Linked DNA regions of Homo sapiens: region 2 is linked to region 1. A link is a contact called in ENCODE Hi-C or POLR2A ChIA-PET data. All regions are on one chromosome and are shown on one strand. The core of a region is the stretch at or near the end of the contact, and the rest is flanking DNA. Distances in the headings are between cores, read along the strand shown.

Region 1 (6,587 bases), core at 3,795-6,294:
CCAATCATCCAGTTGAAGCACTGATCAATGGCTGAATGAGTAACTGGAAATTCACGGGTCAGTGAAGGGCTGATCTGTGCACAAATCCAGGAGTGAAGGCTGCAGAGCTCCACGCAGGGGCCCCTACCAAGGGAGGTGGGCAGGGAAGCAAAGCAGCAAAGGTTACCCCAAGAAGGGTCTTAGGAGCCCAGAGCACGAAGGATGGGCTCTGAAGATCAGAAGGCAGCTCTAGCGCGGGCAGCACAGCCGGGACTCCGAGAACCCACAGGAGCAGGCTCCAGGAAAAGCCAGGGTGCAGGGGGTTCCACAGAAGTGCTCTGCGCGTCCCTTCCACTCGCTCCACCCCTTGACAGTCATCCAGATGCTGGAAAGACGAGCTTACCACTGGGACACTTGGGCATTCATTTCATATTAGGAAAAGGTAGTTAGGAAGCCCGGGAAACAGAGGAACATAAAGGGACAGCCCCCACTGGGCATTCGCTTGTGTCTGGCTCTGTGCAAGCAGCTTTTCAAACAGTCGACTCACCACGACCATGTGTGGCAACAAAGCTTTTGTGGCTTGCCGAGGCCTACAATTAAATGAGTAATATCAAGGGCTCCGTGCTTGTCACTGTGCTATACACAGTCCCTACCCGACAAGGACAGCTGAGGCGGCTCTTAATTCCTTCAAAAGTACACATAAACACTGTGTGAGAGGAGCATCCGCATGTAAACATGCAGCCTCTTGAACCCTCTGTTCAAGGGTGAGCTGCGGGGGCCACCCTGCCTTCTTCCCCATGTCGTCAGGCCACATTCACAAGACAAAGGGGACCCACAGGTTCTTCCTTCAAGGCTTCTAGTAAGGAGAATTCTTCCTTCCAGCTATATCTCCCATGGCTGGGGACCTGGAGGAGAAGCAGGATTGTCTGAAGTTTGACTAGAAATCAGACATCAGGGCCAAAATGACTCTGAAAGACCATCCAATACAACCTCCTTTTACAGGTGGGGAAACAGGTTCAGTCAGGGAAAGCAAATTTCTATGATCACCTGGAGGTAGCATCTTGGAGCAAAATGTTGAGAAGGAGTCTAAGACCAGGCAGGAAAGTCGTGCATGACTGAGGACTGGCTGACGATGGCTGCCTTGGATGGCAGTGGGGAAGGATGGCATCCCCGCCTCAGCTCAGCCAGGCCTTGGCCTCCACTCCTTCACAGGGAGTTGGTGCAAATTAGAAAAAGGTGCCCCATCTAAGCAGCATACAGCTTGACAAGCAGCAGGTGGCCGGATATCCATCCCTCCCCACTGGGGGCTAGAGTACAGGGCCAACTCACACGACATGCAATGCAGGTCTGAGTGTGGTGCCCTTGAGCTGCTCAACTTTTCTTCAGTCCCCCAACTACTGATTTGCCATCTGTTAACTTACAGAAATATTTCTTGATACCAAAGGAGGTCATAAGCCATCATCCTCTCTTTCACGCAGAGAAATCAGTTCTCCAGAGGGAAGGCATGCTAAAAGGTCAGCATGTGATGATGAAGAGATCCATTCATCCATGCCCAAAATCTTGTGCAAGGGGCCGTGCTGCCCCCACCACGCCCAGAGCCCTGTCTCTCTTTGCCTTCACAGTTTGTGTTCCTAAAGAGGCAGAGAGAAGAATATTCAACCAGGTAGACTCCAGGTTTTCCATATCATCACTGGGCGTGGAAACCTTCACGAGGCGGGTGAAAAGCCCACACCTGCATCTGTTTGTATGCACTTCACAGGTGTTCATACAGGCAACCAACCTCCCCAGACCTGTTTCTCATCCTGGAATCCCAATCGCAATAATGGTCAACAGCTCCCTAAACCAGAAAGCACCCTGAAGACCCCTGGATCCCCCTGCACCCCTACTCTAGAGGCCACCACGCATCTAAAGTCCCACTCCCACGCATCTCCCACTCTCCTCCCTCATTACTACCATCTTGGCTGAAATCACCTTCCCAACTGGCCTGTCTCCTCCAGCCTTCCTCGTCCCACCATGCTGCTTTCTGAAGGGCCTTTCAGAAGCATCCAAGGCTCCTTCCAGCCTTCAGAACAAGGCCAGCCTCCATCAAGTCTGCCTCAACTTGACCCTGTCACACATCAACCCCTACCACACACTTCAGCCAGGCCCAGCACACAGCGCCCCCTCATGCAGTGGCTATGTCACACCTCCATGCTGTGCTCACCACCTCCCTCGGCCAGAATGCCCTGTGCCGCACCAGTGGCCCAGTCCAACAGGTTATCCAGGCCCTGGTCCTCCAACCTGGCCAGACAAGCCAGCCAGGCGAGTCTGCAGAATGCAGGCTGAAGCCAGCCTTTCCCAGGTCCTTGTCAAGGAGAAAGGGGGCTGTGATTCGGGGACAATATGATATGGAAACCTGGTAGGGTGTCCTTCATACCAGGCCTTCTACCTGACTAGACCCTGTTCCGACTCCTGGCTCCAATTCTCCTCAATGGCAATGACCTGTTATGCATCTGTCCCCCACCCGAGACTGCCTTCTTGGTAGGACAGAGAGCATCACCTTCCTCTGAGTGTCCCTCTACCCAGCTGGGTCAAGCCTGGGATATGGGTTGTGGGGTGAAAACCTAGGAGGTGCCTTCTTGAGTTCAGGCTGAGCTCCCTGTTGGCTAGGTCCATATTGCTCCTGGGGTCTGTATCCCCAACAGAGGCCAGAACTGTCTCTGTGGTGTATGTGGGGGAGAGGCAGGGAGGGTGTCCACGCCCCTACACGATCTGATTTTTGACCCAATATCGGATATACTGCCTTTACATATAGCTCAGTGTCTAGAGGCTTCCCTGATACAGAAGGGGAGAAAAGAAGGGATGTTACTTGGTGAAGACTCGCAGGCCCACCCTCATGGGCTAAGGCCATCAAGGGGGACAAAACAGAGATCTGACAGATGGCCTGGACTCCCTCAACTGTGTGCAAGGGGTGTGGACAGGTCAAGCCTGCTGGGTCCACACCTTTCAGAATCACAAGCCCCACAGAACCATCAGGATGACCAAAGTCTGTGGGAGTCAGGCCCCATGCGCTACCCCTATGGCTACTACCGTAGAAAAGTGTGCACCCTTATCAGGAAGAGTCTTTGGCCCCTCATCCCCCAAATATGTAAGCTATTTGCAAAGCTTTACCATCAAATCGTACATTAAATATTAAGTGTTATGAAGTGTATGCCCACTTTGAAGTGCTAATTCTCAGTTCTTCAGAATGTGATTCTATTTGCAGGTAGGGTTTTTAAAGTGGTAATTAAGTTAAAATGAGTTCATTAGGGTGAGCCTTAATCCAATATGACTGATGTCCTTCTAAGAAGAGATTAGGACACAGAAGGAAGACGGTGTGAAGACGGTAGGAAGACAGCCAGCTGCAAGCCAGCAGAGGCCGCAGGAGAAACCAACCCTGCCAACACCTTGATCTTGGACTTCGGGGCTCTAGAAAGGAAAGGAAAAAAGTGTCTGCTGCTTAAGCCACGCAGCCTGTTGTACTCAGTTATGGCTGACTGATACAGTAAGACTTCATTTCTCTTATAAGATAAACTAAATGGGCCTTATATTTTTTTCTCACACCTCACTTTACAGACTACTGTCAGGAGGAACCTATGGCCCTGCTGGACTTTATAGGCCACAGGCTAGAGACAGTGAGGGGTCTGGCGACCTCCCCCGTGGGCCTGAGAGTAACTGGAAGAAATCTGAAAACGAAGAGCCCCAGCACCGGAGAGACAGTAAGGGTTTGCCGCAGACCAACCATTGGACGGAACACCCCTCTTGCCGGTGTTTCCCAAGCTCACCTAATCATAAGAATCACCCAGGATACCTCTGTGCCACCCTGGGAGTTATGCAATGGGGCCCAGAACTTGGGTTTTGTTAGGTAAGCCAGGACCAGAAGCGTTTGAGGAATCGTAGTGCCGCCCATGCCGCCCCAGGAGATGGGTTTGTCGGGGCAGTGTGCGTGTGCCGGCATCCCTATCCGGCGGAGGGAGGGAGGGAAGGAGGCCCGGGGCCCGGCGCCGTCGGTCTCCCAGCCGTACCCGCCACTCCACCTCCAGCCCCGCGGAGCCCTCCCCCTACCGCAGTCCAGGCCTCGGCCGAAAGCAACTGGGCCCGCCGTTTCTGTCACTGCGGTATTTGCCCATCTACGTTTTGCGTCCGGCGTTCGTTCTCTGAATCAACAGGCGGGTGGAAGAAATGCCTTCTGATTCCAACCCGAGTAAGTCTGCGAAGTCCCAGACGCCCTTGTTTTTCTCCCGGGTGTGGTCTGCCCGTGACTCTTCTCTCGAGCTCTGGGGCCTTAAATGAAACCCAAGTTCCCCACTCCCACCGCAGTCGGACCAGAGGTGGACGTGAGGGTGCTGCGCGCCGCGGGAGGGGCGGTCACCGTCCCCAGGGTCTGCGCCCCGGGAGCGGTGGGGAACGGGGTGTGCAGGTCGCCGGGCTCCCGCCCTGCCTCGGGTTTGCGCGCACCAGCTCCCCGCTGACCGCAAGTTCCTCCGAACCTCGAAAGGCATCTCCCCACCTCCCACTCCCACCCGGCTTGGCTCACCCAGGCTGGCAGGTGCTGGCCCCGCAGCTCGCGGCTGATGAACTCGCGTTCATTGTCAAGGAATTCGAAGGCGGCGGCCAGGCGCCCAAGCTTCCCGCGGCGGTTCCTGCGCCACCACATCCACAGCAGGGCGCCGAGCAGCAACCAGGTTATGCTGAGCCCCAGGTAGCCAGCTAGGTAGACAGGCCCCAGGTAGAACAGCACGCGCACCACGAAGGTACAGAGCTCGGGCAGCAGCTGGCTGGACAGGCGCAGCTCGGGGCCCGGCGTGCGCTGGGCTCCCAGGGCGCTGGGGGCCCCGGGGGCGCAGGGCTCCTCTGCTCGCATCTCGTCGCCGCAGTCTTGCCCTTCCCGAGAGCTTCACCCGAGCTTAGGTCCGCATGCCCCCACGCCCATGCGCATCTGTCTCCCAAGCTCGAGGACCAGGACGCCGCGCCCCCTTGCCCTGCTGGGACTCTCGGCGCGCCGAGCTCAGGGTTCTCTGCGACGGAGAGCAGCGCCTGGAAATGCACCGCGCCGCGCCGCGCCGCCCCAGTTCTCGGCTCCAGTGAGTCCGCAGCTCCGGAAGTCTCCGCCCTAGAGGGGCGGGCCGCCCGCCTGGCTCCTGCCCGCTCTAAAGAGCAACCAGCCGGTGAGCTCGGCCTCCGACCCCAGCACGTGGCGCAGGCGTCAGCCGGAGGTGTGCACTCGCCAGTCCGGGTGGACCAAGTGCTGCCCTAGGTGGTTAATGACTCACCAACACCTGTGTACAACTGGCTTATCATGGATAAACATCACCTAAAACCTGTTTCCTACACGCGGTCTATAATACACAGTATAGTCTGGACTCAGCTGGCATTCGAGGCCCTCCCTGGACAGGCTCAGCCAGGCCTCCCCAGCCTCAGGTCCTGCGTCCCGGCCCTCCAACTGGCCCCTAGAGCCTGCAACGCTGCCAGCTCCTCTGGCATCTGTAAAGCTTGGACCTAGCCCCCAGCCTCACCAAGCCGAGCTCAGGGCCCCTCCTGCGCGCCACAAAACCCTCTGCCCCTCTCTCCCCATCCTCTCTTCTAGGTGTCTGTTTGGATCGTCATTCCCTGCATCATCAGACGGGGAACTTCCGGGGACCGGCCCGTCTTGGCCATCTGTGGGGCGCCCAACAAGGGCAAGCGACCGGCGAATAAAAGGAAAGATGAAGAGGAAGCCCCGAGGTGCCTGAGAGTCAATGGTGAAGCCCATGGTTTCTAACCCTTTAATGATCAGAGCAGGTGGAGCTCCGAATCTCTTAAGTTCGGATAGTAAATCGTCTTGCGGATAGCATATATTTCAGACGGCCACATGAAAGGGCTCACATCAATTACTGGAATGTGATTTTGGAGTTGACAAATGTACCAGAGTGATTTGGAATGACTCTACTGTTTCAACAGCTTTATCGAAAGGCTGGAGCCGATGGATAGCAATCAAAATATTCTCTTTCCTTTTCTCTCTCTCCCTCCCTCCCCCCTCCCCACCCCGCCCCGGTCTCCCGTTCTCGTTCTGACTCTTGCTCTGTCACTCTCTTTTTCTCTCTCTGGCTTTATCCTCTCTCTTGGATAAAATTACTTACTGCAATGAGTTTTTTCAACAATACGTGAGTTCCTGGTGGTCAGAATACCTGGACCCTTCTCTATTGTTCTTGGCTTTCCAGGACTCAGCCAAAACAGAGGCTTAAAGTCCCCCAACTTAACATTCTCCCAGTGTAGCCTGGGAAATCAACGGAAGAAATGCTGCTCGCTGGAGTTCCTTCTTGAGAGTTGCATGTACACAGTCCTAGTAAAGGCTCTGAGAAGTCCTTCAGACAAAAAGTTATTAAATTCTATTTAACCCAGTGTTTCCCAGATTATTTGACCACAGAATTCTTTCCTCAAAATATTTCTCTATTGGTTAACCCAGGTCTGCTGAAGCAAAAGAGAGTGTAGGCTAGGGATACTGGGAATTCTCCTGGAAGCTGAGGCAGAATGTGTCTGGCTCTCAGGATGGATGGACCAGGAAACTAACTGCCAGAACTGCGCTCCTCATCCTTGTGGCCCTCCCTGCT
Region 2 (6,742 bases), core at 145-2,644, 320 kb after region 1:
TGTATCCACAGTAATGGTACCATTTTACATTCCCACCAGCAATGCACAGGAGTTCCAGTTTCCCTGCAAGTCCTTGACAACGCTTGTTCCCATACACATTTGCTTTGGCTGCCTCAAAATGTAGAGCTTGGCAGATTGAGATTGTGGTGGGACGAAAGCCTTTGAAATGGAAAAAAGAGAAAGAGGGAGGGAGAAGAGTTGCGGAGTGGAGAGAGAGAGAGTGTGTGTGAAAAGGAGCTTTTTTCCCACTCTTCCCTGACCCTCATGGGGGCTGCAGCGACTCCTAGAACCTTCAAGCAGCGAGACAGAGGTTCCCTCCACCAGGCGCAGAGCTCTCCTTACACCTGGCCTCCTATTCCCAGCAACTTTAAGGAGATATTTTTAAGTGGCCATGGTTTTATCAAATGCCTATTAAGTTTTTGCCACAAAAGGATTTTATTTAAAATAAAAATAGGGGTAGGTATTTGACTGATGCCCCTTGTGAGTGCTCTAGAGAAGAGGAATGAATACTGACATGTCCTATCTTCCCAGATGCAGAATTGTAAAACAAACATAACTGCTTTTCACATGTGAAAGAAAACTGGCTTAGAACATACTAGCGTTTTCTTTGCCATGAAGGAGTTCACCTTCAGTGACTAAGCCAGAACTACTAGAGTTGCCGGGCCTAGGGACAGGAGACATTGCCAGTGCTTAGCCAGGCTGGCCAGGACTAACCATCTCTGCAAGGAGTCCACAAGAAGCCTCAGGGCAGCCTTTCCCTGCTCCTATCAATTTGAGTTGAGCAACAAACATTTTGACCAAATATCAGCTCTATGGCACAACTCACAGTTACGGTGCCCACAAAACGGAATCTCAGCAAAGCAACTACTACTATGGGAAGAGATCAGGGACTAATATCAGGAGAAAAAATAAGTTTTTCAGTCCTGGGTTTCCAAGTTGGCATCCCCAGGGCAAACCAGCAGGTTGGGAGGGTAGGGGGTGGTGGGTGGGGGCTGCGGAGGGAAGGTGGCTGCTGTCTGTCTGATCAGACCTGGGGCACACCCAAAGAACTCTCCTAGCTTGGGATCCGGTCAGGAAGAAACCAGGACGGTCCCTTTAGGAGGGTGGGCAGGGCTATCTGCCCGGGGGGTGCGGCCGCCCCTGCACAGCAGGCTATCGATTGTACCGGAGGCAGGGTGTGGGGAAACCGGGGCAAGTCCAGCCTCTCAGCAAGGCCAGGAAGCCATTCACTTGGATCCTGGATTTTACTAACGGATTAAACGTGGCATTCCCGCCTTCCCCCATCCGTTACAGACCTAAAAATAGCTCGTCCGAGAGGGGCCGGGAGAGGCTCCACCTCTTCTTGAGGTGGGGCGGGGCGGCTGTAGTAGGAGCTGGAGGCACCAGAGACCCCAAGCCACGAGCTGACCGACGCACCGAGGAGCTCTCTGTCCGCGGTCCCGCAGGTTGGCGGCACTGGAGTGGGCCGGGCAGGCTCTGCCTCCGCCGCAGAGAGCGCCCGGACTGCGTGGGGCTGGGGAAGCATCCCGGGAACGGCGGGCGGTGAGCATTCCGGGAACCATCTCTGGGCTGTCTGGGGCGGTGGAGCAAGTCTGGAGGCGGGACGTGGGGCGAGTATGGGAGCCGCCACCTCGAGACGTCTTCCCGCCGTCCCCGGCTCCAGGAGACCCCACGGTGAGCGGGCCGCGCGGGAAAACTATGCCAGGAATTCGTCCCGGGAGCGGGGCGGGTGGGTAGCTTGGCTGCAGTCCGAGGGATCAGCGATTCGGGAGGTTAAACATTAGCGGGGGCGAACTCCCTGCCGGGGTGCAGCGGGGCGCGGGAGGAGCCGGCTGCGTGCGTCCGCGCTGCCCAGGGCGCGCCCTTCTGGCCCGGCGCGGCCCTGCAGCCCGGCCCCCTCGGCCTGCTCCGAACTGCGGCGCCCAGGGAGGGAAGGACCCGTGCGCGGGGGACGAATGACGGGATGCCCCAAGACTCGGCTTCACTGGGAAGACGGCCTTGGGTTTTTACTTTTTGAAAAAAGAAAAGTGATTTGGGAGGGCTTGATGATCTGAGTGCCGTAGGTAAAGGAGGATTCTTTTAGTAATGAGGTGATTTAAAAGCAATCGCATTGGCATCTTTCGTTCCCCTTCTTCCTTTCCTGGGCTGGACCTCAGCAGGAGGCAGACGTGGTATTTTCATCCTGAGGTGGCTGCGCATAAAGTCCACCGAAGACCTGCTCAGTGCAGGACAGGGATCAGGAGGCAGGGCAGAGGAGGGGGTCCGAGGCTGCCTGGGCAGGGCCTAGTTCACGGAGCACTTCCTAGGGGCCCAGGGCCTAGGCTGCCCCTGCCTGGTCTCCTGGAATTCGATTTCTAACAGGACTTTGGAGAGAGGCCTGGGAAGTATGGGGTGTTCTGACTTGGCTTCTCACACCCTCATCTGCAGATAGGGTGGGTGATCTCTCCCTTCTCAGTTGCAGCCCCTAGCACCTCTCCTCCCCCTCCCGGATGTGAGGACTGGCCAGTGAGAACAATCCTGCTTAGGGAAGGCTGATCCTCCAGTCTAGTGGCTGATAAGGGGCCTTCTGACTGTCTTGGTCAGACACCTCCCTCATCTGGGAATATTTTTTGATACTATCTAACTTGATAAAATACCTCATGAAGTTGTATGCTTCAGGTTGGGAACAGAAACCTGAGTTCATGTGGGCACCATAACTGTGGGTTGTGCCATGGAGCTGATATTTGGTCAAAGGTTTTTTGCTCAACTCAAATTGATAGGAGCAGGGAAAGGCTGCCCTGAGGCTTCTTGTGGACTCCTTGCAGAGATGGTTAGTCCTGGCCAGCCTGGCTAAGCACTGGCAATGTCTCCTGTCCCTAGGCCTGGCAGCTCTAGTAGTTCTGGCTTAGTCACTGAAGGTGAACTCCTTCATGGCAAAGAAAACGCTAGTATGTTCTAAGCCAGTTTTCTTTTACATGTGAAAAGCAATTATGTTTGTTTGTTTTACAATTCTGCATCTGGGAAGATAGGACATGTCAGTATTCATTCCTCTTCTCTAAAACACTCCCAAGAGACATCAGTCAAATACCTACCCCTATTTTTATTTTAAATAAAATCCGTTTGTGGCAAAAACTTAATAGGCTTTTGATAAAACCATGGCCACTTAAAAATATCTCCTTAAAGTTGCTGGGAATAGGAGGCCAGGTGTAAGGAGAGCGCTGTGCCCGGTTGAGGGGACCTTTGTCTCGCTGCTTGAAGGTTCTAGGAGTCGCTGCAGCCCCCATGAGGGTCAGGGAAGAGTGGAAAAGGAGAACACCATGGAATCTGAGAATAAGGCTAAGCTCTGCAGTGGCAGTACTTCAGGAGAGCTCCCAGGTCCCTGTCATCTCTGTTGAGGTCTCTGGAGCTCCCTTGCATACTGTGTGTGCATAGCCTGTTTGCAAACTGTGTGAAGGTTTCCTTGGCAGCCACAACAATTAGCATTAATGACACGCCTGAGCTCCCCCAGTGGGCACTGCTGAAGTTAGCTTGGGAGCCAGGGCAGGTTTGTAAATGATTGCCTGGCAGCCACCTTGGAAACTTGGCTCCCTCAAGTTCTCCTCTTGACTGCATTCTTGAGGAAGCAGAAGAGACAGTAAAGTGGTGATGTTGTTGTTGTTGTCTAGCTGTCAGTTTATGTTAAAAAATAAGGTGTTTGGCCAATTTTGAGGGAGTTATTTTTGACAGATTATTGGTGGGCCGGTTTTAGAAGAACCATAAAGTCTCCAGGGATTGTTTCACAGTGGGATGGCTGTCTTGTGAGGTGGTGAACAACTTGTCACTGGGAGTGTGCAAAGCAAGGGTGGTAGATGGGTTTTCTATATTCTAGATGGGTGTGGGATTGTCCCAGGCAGAAACCAACTCTTAACAATGAAGCAAGTTTGAATGTTAGCACAAATATTCTTTTGGGTCCCTTATTCATAATATTGGTCTAGGAATGGGAAGTTTCCCAAAACCCTGTCAATATATCTAAAGGTGATTAAACAGCTTCAGTTTTCCTAATGACAGTGAGTCATTTCTTCTCTCTCTTTTTTTTTGAGACGAAGTCTCACTCTGTCGCCCAGGCTGGAGTGCAATGGTGCGATCTCGGCTCACTGCAACCTCTGCTTCCCAGGTTGAAGTGATTCTCCTGCCTCAGCCTCCCGAGTAGCTGGGACTACAGGCATGAGCCACCACGCCCAGCTAATTTTTGTATTTTTAGTAGAGACAGGATTTCGCCATGTTGGCCAGGCTGATTTTGAACTCCTGACCTCAGGCGATCTGCCCTCCTTGGCCTCCCAAAGTGCTGGGATTACAGGCGAGAGCCACTGCTCCTGGTTGACAGTGAGTCATTTCTTCCTTGTGTTTTTATTCCCAGATGTGGGAAAAGCAGTCTGCTCACAATTCGTCTGAAAAAAGCACGATGTCCTTGCCCCTGGGGTGTATGGTTTCCAGGTAACATGCAACACTCTCATTTGGCTTTTTGTCCGCCTATCCTAATCAGGACGCAAGCTGTGGAGCTGAGTCGGGTTCAGACAAGCCCTGCTGAAATACAGGGAGAATTTAGAATCCCCAACACTAACCCTGTGGTGATTTGCTGTAAACTCTGTCAGCGCTTGCACTTTGGTCAAGAAAACTCAGGTATTGTAATTTCCATAATGGAAAATAATTTGTATATCATTATAATTATCATAATTATTAAGAGTTTGGCATAATTCAAAAGCTCTGGAGTCAGATAGAACTTGGTTTGAATCTTGGCTTCATTATTTAGTAGCTGAGTGAGCAGGGATCTTAGCTTCTCTGAGCCTCAGTTTCTACATCTGTGAGATGAGACGAACCATAGCCATCTACAAGGCTATATGAGTTTAGAATTACTACTTTTAAAGGCAGGCACAGTGCCTGACATATAGATGTTTGATAAATATTACCTATTATACTATCATCATATCATCATAATCATCTTCAAGTTCCACAGTTCTGCTCCATCTTTTTTTTTTTTTTTGAGACAGAATTTCATTCTTGTTGCCCAGGCTGGAGTGCAATGGCACAGTCTCTGCTCACGGCTGACTGCAACTTCCACCTCCTGGGTTCAAGCAGTTCTCCTGCTTCAGCCTTCCAAGTAGCTGGGATTACAGGCACCCACCACCATGCCCAGCTAATTTTTGTATTTTTAGTAGAGACGGGGTTTCACCATGTTGGCCAGGCTGGTCTTGAACTCCTGACCTCAGGTGATCCGCCTGTCTCAGCCTCCCAAAGTGCTGGGATTACAGGTGTGAGCCACCATGCCTGGCCCTGCTCCGTCTTATAATGCCAGAGCTCTAGGACATCTAAGAATTGGACCCTTAGGGTTCTAGAAAAAGACATGAGTAATACTTTTGAGGTACATTAAAACCTCATGAACTCAGACCCCTAATTCTGTGTAGTTGGGAGTGGGGCAGCCACCTTCTGTGTTTATGGAGTATGCTCAGAGTGTAAGTATGAAGGTTTCAGGGCTGCTCAGGAAGCAAGCTCCAACACTGAGGCCATATCTTGACAGTCAGCGTGGGCACTGCGACTTCTCATTGATATGCCTGATTCCACCTGCCGGGACTCCTGCACTCTCAGCTCTTATTACTTGCCCATGGGATTAAACTCTGGATGCAGATGGTCAACAAATAAAGCATTTACTAAGTCTGAGTGGCATTTCCCTCCAATGAGTCCGAATGAAGGATTCCTACTCAGCTTTTACTCTTTGTACTAACTCTTGGCAGTCCATAGCCCCATTACTTCAAGACCCTAAGAATAACAGAATTTTTAAGTCAGATATGCTGAGATTTCAACAATTTTGCTCCGTTCAGTAGCAATCTGGGTGCCAGGTAATGGGCTGGGGACTGGGATACAGCAGATACGAATAAGCCATGGTCTCAGCCCCTGTAAAGTTCACAGCCAGGGGAGTGGGGGAGGAAGGAGACAGAAGCATCCTGGTATGGGCCCTTCCTTGGTGTTCCCAGAGAACCCTTTCCCAGCTCCTGTCTTGGCACTTGCCGCTCTGTGGGTTAATTTCTGTGTATTTTTCTGTCTCTCTGGAGAAAAAAACTTTGGAGCCAGACACTATCACTTACTAGTTGTGTGACTGTGGGAAAGTCATTTCCCCTGTTTGTTTCCTCTCTCTGTTTCCTCTCTTTGATCACACTCTGTTTCTTCATCTGCATAATAGGTTGTTGTGAGAATTAAGTGGGATAATACATGTAAAGCCTTAGCACTGTGTATGGAAAATAATAGAATTCCAGAAATGTGAACTATTTTTATTAACAACGGCAGGGATAGTTGCCCAGGTCAACATTGATCCCGAGTGCCAGTCATGATGCCTGGCACTTAGTAGGGCCTCAGGAATCATTTGTTGATGGGATGGAGATATGAATGTTGCAGAGACACCCTAACAGACAAAGTGTATGCTGTGCGCTCTGGAAGCCCAGGGGAGGGGCAGGGAACTTTGACTGTGAGCGTAGCAGGGATTTATGGTGATAATCATTTATTTATTTATTTATTTTATTGTGGGAAGTTTTTTTTTATTATTATACTTTAAGTTCTAGGGTACCTGTGCACAACGTGCAGGTTTGTTACATTATGTATACATGTGCCATGTGGGTTTACTGTACCCATTAACTCGTCATTTACATTAGGTATTTCTCCTAATGCTATCCCTCCCCCAGCCCTCCATCCCCCAACAGGCCCTGGTGTGTGATGTTCCCCTTCCTGTGTCCAA

What was found. Hi-C counts contacts between places; a loop is a spot of excess contacts on that map. ChIA-PET counts read pairs that join two places held with the same protein, here RNA polymerase II (POLR2A). Pooled maps may share reads with other maps.
Region 2: a pooled map shows a loop between it and region 1 (2.2-fold over the local background). The contact joins the promoter of DZIP1L here to the promoter of ESYT3 in region 1. A Hi-C loop is called at or near these places in 1 of 168 maps with a recorded cell type or tissue (IMR-90) and 6 of 50 pooled maps. POLR2A ChIA-PET finds 5 or more read pairs at or near these places in 2 of 52 experiments (H1 and WTC11).

The regions. Positions count from the first base shown.
Region 1 is chr3:138,433,073-138,439,659 of GRCh38, reverse strand. It overlaps ESYT3 (extended synaptotagmin 3), which reads right to left and starts at 5,044. Exons shown (of 23, transcript NM_031913.5): 1 at 4,535-5,044. The coding sequence starts at 4,861.
Region 2 is chr3:138,110,260-138,117,001 of GRCh38, reverse strand. DZIP1L (DAZ interacting zinc finger protein 1 like) reads left to right here and starts at 1,394. Exons shown (of 16, transcript NM_173543.3): 1 at 1,394-1,674. RefSeq lists enhancers at 1,082-1,581, 1,582-2,083 and a silencer at 1,740-1,959.